Linked DNA regions of Homo sapiens: region 2 is linked to region 1. Evidence: read pairs that join two places in POLR2A ChIA-PET (ENCODE). Cell type or tissue: K562. All regions are shown on one strand. Links, peaks and the distances in the headings refer to the core of each region. The heading gives the core; the rest is flanking DNA. Region 1 overlaps ARNT (aryl hydrocarbon receptor nuclear translocator). Region 2 holds the start of ADAMTSL4-AS1 (ADAMTSL4 antisense RNA 1).

Region 1 (4,521 bases), core at 75-2,574:
CACTACCATCCCTGACCCCGAGTCTTTGCTGTGCTGAGCTCTTAGCCTTCCTTACTTCCAACAACTTTGACTCCTTTAGATCGCAGCCTTTTTTCCTAATCCCTTCTGTCTTCCTCCTACAGTTCCACCTTTTTCCTTTTCCTAGTTCTCAATATTTTCAAAGGGAGAAAAATCTGCTTGCTGTATTTCATATAACCCCCTATAGACATATATGGAGTCTCTTATCCTATTTGTTTTCCACCAAGACCTGTTTTGCTTTCTTTCAATCTTTGCTTTAAACCAGCTCTTCCTTTGTCCTGCCTAAGATTACTCCATTCACTCTTGCAGTCCCTCAGGACTTGTGTAAATAGACCATTATGGCTATAATCATTATGTTCTATTTCATTTACTTTTTATAATTTTTTAAATGGAACACTTCATGAATTTGTGTGTCATCCTTACGCAGGGGCCATGCTAATCTTCTCTATATTCATTCCAATTTTAGTATATATGCTGCTGAAGCGAGCACTACTTTTTATTTTTAATCATTCTGTCTCTTTTAAACCCAAAGCTACTGTGACTTGGGTATATGGAGCTATTTGAATGAGCTAAAGTAACTTTCTTTGGCATCTTCCTATGGTGCTAAATTTGTCTGTTCTGGTTAAATGGTATGTATCACACTCAATTCATACTCCTTTTTTGTTTGTTTGACAGGGACAGGATCAGGCTAGTTGCTCAGCCTGGCTTTGAACTCATGGCCTCAAGTGATCCCCTGCTTCAGCCTTCTAAGGGGCTGACATCATATACACAAGCACCACTGCATCTAGCTTCTGCAATCTTTTCAATAACTGACAGTGATCCCTACATTTATCCCTCTCTGTCTTCTCACATATACCCCCAACCAAACACCTCAATCCAGGCATGCTTCCTTCACTGTCTCTCCTCCTCCTGGACCCTTTCTCTCCCAGCTTCTAATTTTTGAAAGTCTTTTCACTCTCTTACCTGGAAGACCTCAGGCTGGCCAGGTTGCTGTGCTGGCGGTTGTTGAACATGTTGCTCACTAGAACTTGAACGATGATGAGGCTGCTGGCCCTGCCACTGTGGCCAGACACCCACACCCTCTGCTGTCCGTGTCTGGAATTGTCCTGCAGTCTGTCCAGTCTCAGGAGCTAGAAATACAGCAAGGAAGAATAAACAACTCCAATCTACACAATTCCATTGTGTACTAATGCCACAAGTAAACAACTATAGGTAAGCCATTAATTTTACCTAGGATAACTCTGTCCTTCTCTCTGCCAATCAATGCCTTTTCTATCTCAAAACTCAGCCCTAAATTAATTCTTCTTCTCCAGGCAGCCTTTCCATAGAGTTCTTTACTCATTTAGGTTAAATGTGCATACTATTAAATGTATAAAAATTCACATGATTTTTGTTATATGTGCTAAAGTATTTTTCATGTGGGTAGTTTTTTTTTTTTATTTTTTATTTTTTTGAGACGGAGTTTCACTCTTGTTGCCCAGGCTGGAGTGCAAAGGCGCGATCTCAGCTCACCGCAACCTCTGCCTCCTGGGTTCAAGCGATTCTCCTGCCTCAGCCGCCCGAGTAGCTGGAATTACAGGCATGCGGTACCACACCCGGTAGAGACAGGGTTTCTCCATGTTGGTCAGGCTGGGGTTGAACTCCCAACCTCAAGTGATCCGCCTGCCTCAGCCTCCCAAAGTGCTGGTATTACAGGCGTGAGCCACCGCACCCAGCTGGTAGGTTTTAAATTCTAAATAGATTGTCACCTTGCATTTCCCTACAATCAGGTCAGTGTACCCACAACACAGGCAAACAACTTTAACTACCAAATCCTTTCTCTTTAGTGGTGCGATTTTCCTGTTACTCTCCTTATGGTCTGGACTCACCAAAGTTAGATCCACGATTGGTGAGACTAGGGTAGGCAGCAGCACCAGGCGATGCAGTTGGGGCACCAGGGAGGGACATGGAGCTGAAGGAGGATGGAGTCTGAAAGCTGCCCACACCAAACTGGGAAGTACGAGTCTTAGCAGTAGCCTGGGTAGCCACCTGCTAAAGAGAGATGGAGAGGGGATATAGAACAAATACAGCATTAACATCATTGCACATACCATGCCTATGAGAGTCAACACTGTCAATCACTGCATCCTTCTGAACCAAGCTCATCACTTATTTCCTATTGTATATTTCTTCCAATTAACTCTCAATCTCTCTTGACACTATTTTTTAGGCAGCTGAGATAAAATTACAAAAAAGCAATGAACTATGGGATTAATAAAAATTGTAAGAATTAAATGAAAGCATCTTATAAACTGTGAAGTTATATAAAACTAGAGGCATTCATAACAGTAAAGTATTATATGCAGGCCAGGCGGGGTGGCTCATGGCTCATGCCTATAATCCCAGCACTTTGGGAGGCCAAGGCAGGCAGACCACCTGAGGTGAGGAGTTCCAGACCAGCCGGGCCAACATGGTGAAATCCCCGTCTCTACTAAAAATACAAAAATTAGCTGGGCATGGTGGCACGTGCCTGTAATCCCAGCAACCCAGGAGGCTGAGGCAGGAGAATCACTTGAACCCGGGAGACAGAGGTTGCAGTGAGCCAAGATCGCGCCACTGCACTCTAGCCTGGGCAACAGCGAGACTCTGTCTCAAAAAAACAAACAACAAAAAAAGTACCATATGCAGAGAAAAACTACTCTGCACCATTATTCTGTCTGTTCTGCATTCATTTGTTCCTAATGATGTATTTTTTATAAAAACTATTTTCTCATGAGAGTTCTGTATATGCATTATAGAATATTCAGAAAGTGAAGGAAAATATAAAGAAAATAAGAATCATTCATAATTCCATGGTTAACATGTTTGGATAATTTCTTCCAGTTTCTATTTTCTCATGCATTTTGTACACAATTGAGATCGTATTGCATATAACATTCTGGAACCTGCTTTTGGTTTTGACTTTTTAAAACTATTACTTGTATAACATAAATATATAGTAATATTAAAGAATCTTTCTTTAGACAGTGTATTTATTGTGCGTTATATTATATATATGAATATTATAAAAGAATTTTTCGGCTGGATGCGGTGGCTCATGCCTGTAATCCCAGCACTTTGGGAGGCCGAGGAGGGCGGATCACGAGGTCAAGAGATCAAGACCATCTTGGCTAACACGGTGAAATGCCGTCTCTACTAAAAATACAAAAAATTAGCCAGGCGTGGTGGCGAGCACCCTGTAGTCCCAGCTACTCGGGAGGCTGAGGCAGGAGAATGGCATGAACCCAGGAAGCGGAGCTTGCAGTGAGCCGAGATCGCGCCACTGCACTCCAGAGCCTGGGCAACAAAGTGACAGTCTGTCTCAAGAAAAAAAAAAAAAAAGAATTTTTCAGCCAGGCGCGGTGGCTCACGCCTGTAATCCCAGCACTTTGGGAGGCTGAGGTGGGCGGATCACAAGGTCAGGAGGTTGAGACCATCCTGGCTAACATGGTGAAACCCCATCTCTACTAAAAATACAAAAAAAAAAAATTAGGCGCAGTGGCGGGCGCCTGTACAAGTCCCAGCTACTTGGAAGGCTGAGGCAGGAGAATGGCGTGAACCCGGGAGGCAGAGCTTGCAGTGAGCCAAGATCGCACCACTGCACTCTAGCCTGGGCGACAGAGCAAGACTCTGTCTCAAAAAAAAAAAAAAAAAGAATTTTTCAACTTTTTTGTAAACAGACATCACTGTAAGTTAGTCATTAATTTTCTCCTTTGCTCCTGCCTTATGGAGTCCTAAACAAAGAGGAAACATCTTAGAATTTACTCCAAAACAAATCTGAAAATCAGACGTGCTCAAAACGTTCCAAGTGAGCAATTCTGATTTAAGGTGAAAACCACAGACTCTACTGAGATTTTTTTTTATTATCTGTGATTTTTAATTAGCTACTCTCAACAAAGATGGAAATTGGAAACCGGAGAACAGGGGTTGGGGAGAAGGTATTTAAAATAGAAAACACTGATTTTACATACGGAAAAAAGCCCAAACAAACAAAAAATAATACACAGGGAACACACAGATGATAAGTTTTACCTGGGCAGAAAAGCCTGAGCGGGTAGTAGGGGTCCAAGTTGGGGTTGCTCCTTGGGTGGGGTTGGAGTGGCGGGAAATCTGGGCCAACATCTGTCCTGCAGAAGCTGATGGCTGGACAATGGTTACAGGAGGGGCTAGGCCACTATTCCTAGGAGTGAATAAATGAGGTAAAAGATTAAAAGGATAGATTTATCACAGAAGCTAGGAATCAAAGGACAATCTAGTGCTATCCCTAGATCCCCTTGACTTCCTGCAGGTTAAGGAAAATTTGATAACAATTTGGAAAAGACAAGAAAGACTGACAGTCACACACTGACCAGGACACACAGAGATGGAGCCTAGAACATGGCAATAGGACAGGTGCAAAGAAATAGGAGGAAGAAAAGCAGCTTGTTTGCCTCACGCTAGGCCCTACAAGCTTCACTGCTTTTTCTGAAGTAACCAGAGAAAGCA
Region 2 (7,740 bases), core at 4,819-7,318, 240 kb before region 1:
CAGGAAGTCACCATATTGATGCAGAACTTAGCGTGAACACCAGATCAACGTAGCACACTATAGCCCTGAACTCCGGGGCTCAAGTGATTCTTCTGCCTTAGCCTCCAGAATATCTGGGACTATAGGTACGTACAACTGTGCCTGGCCAAATTTTTTTTTTTTTTTTTTTTGAGATGGAGTCTCGCTCTGTCACCCAGGCTGGAGTGCAGTGGCGTGATCATGACTCACTGCAGCCTCTGCCTCCCGGGTTCAAGTGATTCTGGTGCCTCAGCCTCCCGAGTAGCTGGGACTACAGGAATAAGCCACCACGCCCAGCTAATTTTTTTGTATTTTTAGTAGAGATGGGGTTTCGCCATGTTGGCCAGGCTATCCTCGAACTCCTGACCTCAGGTGATCTGCTTGCCTCGGCCTCCCAAAGTGCTGGGATTACAGGCATGAGCCGCCACGCCTGGCTCTAATATTTTTATATAAGGCCTGAGATGGGAAAAACTGAAGTCATACAGTATTCACTGACCAAGAGCGGCGAGCAGAGAAAGAAGGCAGGGAAGGAAGATGGAATAAGAAAATTACCTACACAGTCCATCCCTGCTTCTCCCATCTCCATACACCCAGAGGGTCTTTCCCAATTCCATGCTTTGGTACGTGTTTCTTACTCATCTTTTTTTTTGAGTCTCGTTCTGTTGCCCAGGCTGGAGTGCAGTGGCATGATCTCGGATCACTGCAGCCTCCACCTCCCGGGCTCAAGTGATTCTCCGGCCTCAGCCCCCCAAGAAGCTAGGATTACAGGTGTGCACCATCACGCTCATCAAATTTTTGTGTTTTTAGTAGAGATGGGGTTTTACCATGTTGGCCACACTGGTGACCTCGGGTGATCTACCCACCTCAGCCTCTCCAAGTGCTGGGATTACAGGTATGAGCCACCGTGCCCAGCCTCGTTACTCATGTTTTAAGGTCCAACCTCACATTTCTTATGAAGCCTTCTTTACCACCCTCTACGTCTAGAAGTTGTCACCCTGCTTTTTCCCAACCCTACAATGCTTTGTACAGTGCCTTCTAATTATTTCTGTCCATGTCTATGACTCTTACTAGATTGTAAACTTTGTGTGTGTGTGTGTTTCTTTTTTTGTTAAGATAGGGTCTCACTCTGTTGCCTGGGCTGGAGTGCAGTGGCACAATTTCAGCTCACTGCAACCTCGACTTCGTAAGCTCAAGCGTTTCTCCCACCTCAGCCTCCCCAGTGGCTGGGACCACAGGCACGTGCTACTATGCCAAGCTAATTTTTTTTATGTTTTATAGAGATGGAGTTTCACCATATTGCCTGGGCTGGTCTCAAACTCCTGGGTTTAAGCAATCTGCCTGCCTTAGCCTCCCAAAGTGCTGGGATTACAGGCATGAGCCACTGCACCCAGCTAGATCACAAACTTTAACATCTAGCCACATTTGCATTCTCATTATGGGATTCGTTATGCATAAATTCTTTAGCATGCATCTCCTAAAAACAAGGTATAATACTCAAGAAATTTAACATCGATACAGTAGTAACATACAATCCATAAATTTCCGCAAATGTCCCCATGTCCTTTATAGCTTTTTGACATGTGTAGTTAGTTGTCATGTTTCTTTTGAACTATTCCCCAATCTTTTTTTGAGTTTCTTTTTTTTTTCTTTTTTTTTGAGACAGAGTCTTGCTCTGTCTCCCAGGCTGGAGTGCAGGGGCCCAATCTCAGCTCACTGCAACCTCGGCCTCCCGGGTTTAAGCAATTCTTCTGCCTCAGCCTCCCAAGTAGCTGGGACTACAGGAGTCCACCACCACACCTGGCTAATTTTTATATTTTTACTAGAGACGGAGCTTCACCATATTGGCCAGGCGGGCCTTGAACTCCTGACATTGTGATCCGCCCGCCTTGGCCTCCCAAAGTGCTGGGATTACAGGCGTGAGCCACCGCACCCGGCCTCTTTTTTTGAGTTTCTTAAGGGGAAGAATGATCTCTTTATAATTCCATTATCTAACAGTTCATGATACATAATAAGCAGTCTACTGTCATGTAATGGAAAAATGAAGACACTCTCAACATCTGGCTGCCTAGAGCTCCTGCTAAATAGACAAGCCTGGGCAATATAGCAAGACCCCATCTCTATGAACAAAACAAAACAAAACACAAGGCATGGTGAGGTACCTGTAGTACCAGCTACTTTGGAGGTTGAGGTGGGAGTATTGCTTGAGCACAGGAGTTCAAGGTTGCAGTGAACCGTGATAGTCCCACTGCACTGCAGCCTGGGCAATAGAGTGAGACCCCACCTCTTAAAAAAAAAAAAATCCTAACTTACCTCAATGTTGAAGATTTCTCATTTCCCAATGGAAAATAACTATTATTCTATGCAGGTCAAGAAGGGAACTGCAAATTAGAAACCAAGTATAGTGTGGGAACAAAAGCTTGCTACGTATATCCTTTTTCTACTTCCCAAGAATTATTAGTAAAGGACACCAAATTTTCGGAGGTGTTTTTTTTTGAGATGGAGTCTCGCTCTGTCGCCAGGCTGGAGTGCAGTGGTGTGATTTTGGCTCACTGCAATCTGGGACTACAGGCGCGTGACCCCATACCCAGCTAATTTTTGTATTTTTAGTAGAGACGGGGTTTCACCATGTTGGCCAAGCTGGTCTCAAATTCCTGACTTCGGGTGATCTGCCCGCCTTGGGCTCCCAAAGTGCTGGGATTACAGGCATAAGCCACCGCCCCTGGCCTTTTTTTTTTTTTTTTTGAGAGGAAGTCTCGCTCTGTCACCCAGACTGGAGTGCAGTGGCATGATCTTGGCTCACTGCAACCTCCACCTCCTGGGTTCAAGCAATTCTCCTGCCTCAGCCTCCTGAATAGCTGGGACTACTAGTGCCCGCCACCAGTAGTGGCGTTTAACCGTGTTGGCCAGGCTGGTCTCAAACTTCTGTCCTCAAGTGATCAGCCCGCCTTGGCCTCCCAAAGTGCTGGGATTACAGGCGTGAGCCACCTCACTAGAGAGGTATTTATTTTGTTTGAGACAGAGTCTCACACTGTCACCTGGGCTTAAGTGCAGTGGCACGATCTCGGCTCACTGCAACCTCCACCTCCGGGGTTCCTCCCAGGTTCACGTGGTTCTCCTGCCTCAGCCTCCCAAGTAGCTGGGATTACAGGCGCCCGCCACCATGCCCAGTTAATTTTTTTTATTTTTAGTAGAGATGGGGTTTCACTGTATTGGCCAGACTGGCCTCAAACTCCTGACCTCATGATCCCTCCACCTTGGCCTCCCAAAGTGCTGGGATTACAGGTGTGAGTCACCGTGCCTTTTTTTTTTTTTTTTTTTTGAGACAGCGTCTGGCTCTGTCGCCCAGGCCCCGGAGTGCAATGGCATGATCTCAGCTCACTGCAACCTCCGCCTCCCGGGTTCGAGCGATTCTCCTGCCTCAGCCTCCCAAAGTGCTGGGATTACAGGCCTGAGCCACAGCGCCCGACCCGGAGAGCTGTTTCTTAATCTGCCTGGAGGAAAATCCCCAGCCCCCAACTTTCCACATACTTCACATAGATAACACTGTAACAACTTTGAAACTAAGAGGGAGAGAATTAAGTTTTCAAATTTGAAATTGAGAAGCCTTTGAAGAGTGGCAGCGTTCTAGAAAGTTCCATGATTGAACAAGTGAAGCAAAAAACTAGGATAGACTCAACTGACCATCTGAACTCCAGGAATTAATAGCCAGTGCTTTGGGCATCTGGCTGGAGCCATGGTACGCACCAGTTGTACAAGTTATTTCATTTTAATTTTGTAAAAAAAAAAAAAAAAATCCTTCGGCTGTCACAACTGTTTTAAATAAAAATTTTGTGAAAAAACAGTATGAAGACGTTGCTCTAGATACAGAACAGGAACTGAGAAAGTCTGGTTGTGTCAAATAAAGCAAAGTGTTGATAATTCTGACTACTGATTAAGGTTACCCAGTTACTATTAAATCCAAGCTTTTAAGGTGCTGAGCAAAGGAACACTGTACCAGAAACGGCTTCACATCATAGCACGTCAATGGGAGCAATAGCACTAACTTAACTCAGGCCAAGACTTGGGCTTGGGTCCTCTGTGGCTGCTACTCTCCTACCACACCTTTGCTTGGGAGTGCACTTACACAGCTTTCTTTGTAATGATACAAAAAGTTGCTGCCTTTTGGTAGTTAGGCTCCAGAAAGGGGCTTCCAAACCAAAATGCACTTTTAAATAGAAATGCAACTGACTGCAGGGAGGCACAGAATCCTGATTGCCTGATTAGCATATGGTGCTCAGGGCTTAAAACCAAGTATGCAAACCTCACATTTGCACATTTCCATGGTGATTCAGCTCACTTTCAAGGTAGCTGAAAATAAAAGCAGGATAGGGGTTTTTGAAATTGACTGGCTTCTTTTTACCTCCTTTTGGAAAGCAGAAGGGGAAAAGCACTGCTGCCAAGAACTTCATCAAAACTCTTTAACTTTAGGTATTATTTAGGTGTTATGATAGAGTAACTGCTGTACAGTACCCTCTTACCTCAAGATCAAGGCTGGGCGCAGTGGCTCAGGTCTGTAATCGCAGCACTTCGGCTGAGGCGAGTGGATCACTGAGGTCAGGACTTCAAGACCAGCCTGACCAACACGGCAAAACCCCGTCTCTACCAAAAATAGAAAAATTAGCCGGGCATGGTGGCGGGCACCTGTAATCCCAGCTACTCGGGAGGCTGAGGTTGCAGTGAGCCGAGATTGCCCCACTGCACTCTAGCCTGGGCAAAAGAGTGAGACTGTGCCTCAAAACAAAACAAAACAAAACATACCAACACCTGGTGATTCAAAAAAATCAAGACAGAGGCTGGGTGCGATGGCTCACGCCTGTAATCCTGGCACTCTGGGAGGCAGAGGTGGGCAGATCACCTGAGGTCGGGAGTTCAAGACCAGCCTGACCAACACGGAGAAACCCCATCTCTACTAAAAATACAAAATTATCTGGGTGTGGTGGCGCATGCCTGTATTCCCAGCTACTCAGGAGGCTGAGGCAGGAGAATCATTTGAACCTGGGAGGCGGAGGTTGCGGTGAGCGGAGATCGTGCCATTGCACTCCAGCCTGGACAACAAGAGCAAAACTCCATCTCAAAAAAAAAATAATAAATAAATAAATCAAGACAGAAATTTTGATTTTAAAGAGGTTTTTGATTTTACTTGGAGGTTTAAGAACTCCTCTAAGTACAGCAGTAATATATTTAATTAAAAACCCAACACCTCTAATTAGAATTGAAGAAAGGAACTGTCCTTTGCTCTAAGGCAAATCAACTTTGTGAGGCTTTTGCTTTGAATTCACCTGTACATATTTGCTCAGCTGACTTCTCTAAAAGGTTTGCCTAAGAGAGGGAAGGAAAAAGAGGCGTCGATGAGAAAAGACCCATATCACACCCTGTATTTGAATAAAAGATTTATTTTTTTTTCTCAGGAAAAACAGAAAGTTAGGGAAACACACTACATTTGACAACCAACATTAATTTGTAGTTGGTCCTAACCCTTCCTGGCACAGCTATCAAAAGTACAGCTGTTTAACCAGAACCAAGGTGTTCACCCCCCACAGAATGTACATGAAACACTAGAGGACTGCATGTTTTTCCCTGAGAGAAGCGTAAGACAAACAGAAGTCAAAAAGTAGTCACTGGGAGCGCCATCCTTCTAAGCAAATCCTCCCTTTCCCTTTTGGAGGATTTGCCCGAACTACGTAGCCAGTCAGCACTTAGACCACCTGCCTCCTCCTCCCCCTATAAACCCACCACTCCCCTCCTCCTTTCCCAAACCACTTGGGGTGTCCTAAGCCCTCACTGCCCCAAGCCCAAAATATCAACTAAGATCCTTGTCTGTATTTCCACAGTCATACCTAATGAATTGGGAAGTGGGGCCCCTAAAAACCAATTCACATCTATGCACTTGTTTCCACTGGATTTGGCAGACAGGCTTTTTTAGTTACCGTAACCAGATCTTAAGATTAATTAAAAACTACATAAAGTGCTTTTAGGTCCTTAGAGATACATGATATAAATAAGCGGCTTATGATCAAGAACGATAAATACATAGGTAAAAATAGCTCTAGCAAAGATGACCTTATGGCTCTGAGATGGGCAGGCAGGGCAGTTCTTCCCCATTACATTCTTAGTCATCTTATTCATACCTATTTTTAAATGGAGTCCACAGACTAAAGGTCATGTTCCGAGACTGAAGCTTTCAAATGACCCTAGTTCCAATATAGACACTTTCTTCAGTTTATCAGTAGCTTTTAAACTCTGAGGTTTAACACAGCTCACCTCTTTCTGTAAATTTAAGTGAGCATACTCCTATACAAAGGAAACTTTAGAGAAAGCCTCATAAAATGTTCTTTCCTCTGAAAATTCCTGAGGGGACTTTTGACACATTGCCCCCAAAGACAGGATAAAACAATAGTTGAAAAGATACCAGTCCAAGGAAAAGGGACTTCCTCCCACCTCTCAATGACTGTTAGTGTCACAGCACCCATGGTATTACCACCTGCTAACAGGATCAAGTTCGTGAAAGATGAAAGGTCTGTGGACTCTTGGTGGGGAGGGAGGGTCACTCAGGTTTCCAGCAGGGGTTTCACAGTGCCAAAATCTAAAAGGGCTAGAAAGAGTTCAGGGATGGCAGGGGAAAGCTGTAGGAATTGATATAAATATCTGTAGAGGGAGCAGAACAATCAGCAATTTCAAGGAAGGACAGGAAATAAAAGGTTAAGTCTGATAGAACAAACATCAAGACTGAAATCCAAAGATGCCAATGCAAAAACTTGCAACAAGGTTTGGGAATCATTAATAGAAACAAAACAGTAAGTATTTGCTTTATTGACATACTAGGCTTAGACCTGTGTGTGTAACAAGCAAGCCTAATAATAGCACCATGGTTAGACTAGCCTGCTTTTCCAAGCCATCATTTTATAATTTATTAAGCAAACAAGGGATCAAATGTCTCTCCATCCACCTGATGTGATCTTTTTATATGCACACAGCTAATGAGTTCCATTCAGCTGAAAATCTTTTAGTAAAAGCTTTAAAGATGAGCCCATGAATTCACTTTAAATTTCACCAGTTAAATTAGGTCAAATGGAAGGAACTCAAATGAGTATTGCCCAATCAGAGCCCATTATTTGTAAGTCATCAGTAACCTTAAAACTCCACTTAGACCTAATTATTGAAAACTTGCATATAATGAAGTGAAAGAATTTCCATTCATCAACCTCTCAATCCCAGGTTTTCAAAGAAAAACCTAAGGAATACTTACCAAAATCAGATAAGAAAATTTAAACCTGCATAGTTATCAGATTTGTTCCACTACAACCAGTCTGCATACAGTTACACATCAATTCGTTCTGTATACACTCTAGAACTGAACAGAACAAAGTTTAGCATAGAAAAGCTGTAAGAAACAGGTTCCTAATTACGGAAGTTGCAAAGTTCAAAAGGGTATGAAAAAAACTAATGTAAATTCGATACTTCCTTCGTTTCAAAGAAATAGACTTTCTGTAAAAATATATACAATTTTTACAAATACATTTACAAGCTGTCTTAAGAATTGAGGATATCCATATTCATAACTAATTACTGAGCCTTCCGTCAAGTATTATTGGTGATAAACTAGGCTAATAAAGTAAGAATCATGGAAACCAAGCCAAAGTATAACAGGTATAAAAGTCCTGAACACTTGGACTTTCTAAGAAG

What was found. Peaks named below come from ENCODE experiments on the same cell type or tissue, not always from the same donor. Only the 100,000 strongest peaks of a DNase experiment are listed, where the experiment ranks them.
Region 2: POLR2A ChIA-PET joins it to region 1 with 5 read pairs; 13 of 35 experiments call an interaction of 5 or more read pairs at or near these places.

What each region holds. Positions count from the first base shown.
Region 1 is chr1:150,812,191-150,816,711 of GRCh38, forward strand. ARNT (aryl hydrocarbon receptor nuclear translocator) reads right to left here. Exons shown (of 22, transcript NM_001668.4): 19 at 4,069-4,216; 20 at 1,887-2,049; 21 at 982-1,148. It also overlaps the pseudogene RNU6-1309P. Among named protein-coding and RNA genes, the nearest start is that of CTSK, 6.2 kb to the left of the region's middle. In K562, for the core only: a CTCF peak has its summit at 1,107; a DNase peak (open chromatin) is centred at 1,091.
Region 2 is chr1:150,569,124-150,576,863 of GRCh38, forward strand. It overlaps MCL1 (MCL1 apoptosis regulator, BCL2 family member), which reads right to left. Exons shown (of 3, transcript NM_021960.5): 3 at 5,435-7,740. It overlaps ADAMTSL4-AS1 (ADAMTSL4 antisense RNA 1), which reads right to left and starts at 5,429. Exons shown (of 4, transcript NR_104133.1): 1 at 5,001-5,429; 2 at 4,536-4,698. It also overlaps the pseudogene RN7SL600P. In K562, for the core only: no CTCF peak of the experiment used is centred there; no DNase peak of the experiment used is centred there; H3K4me3 peaks cover 1,172 bases.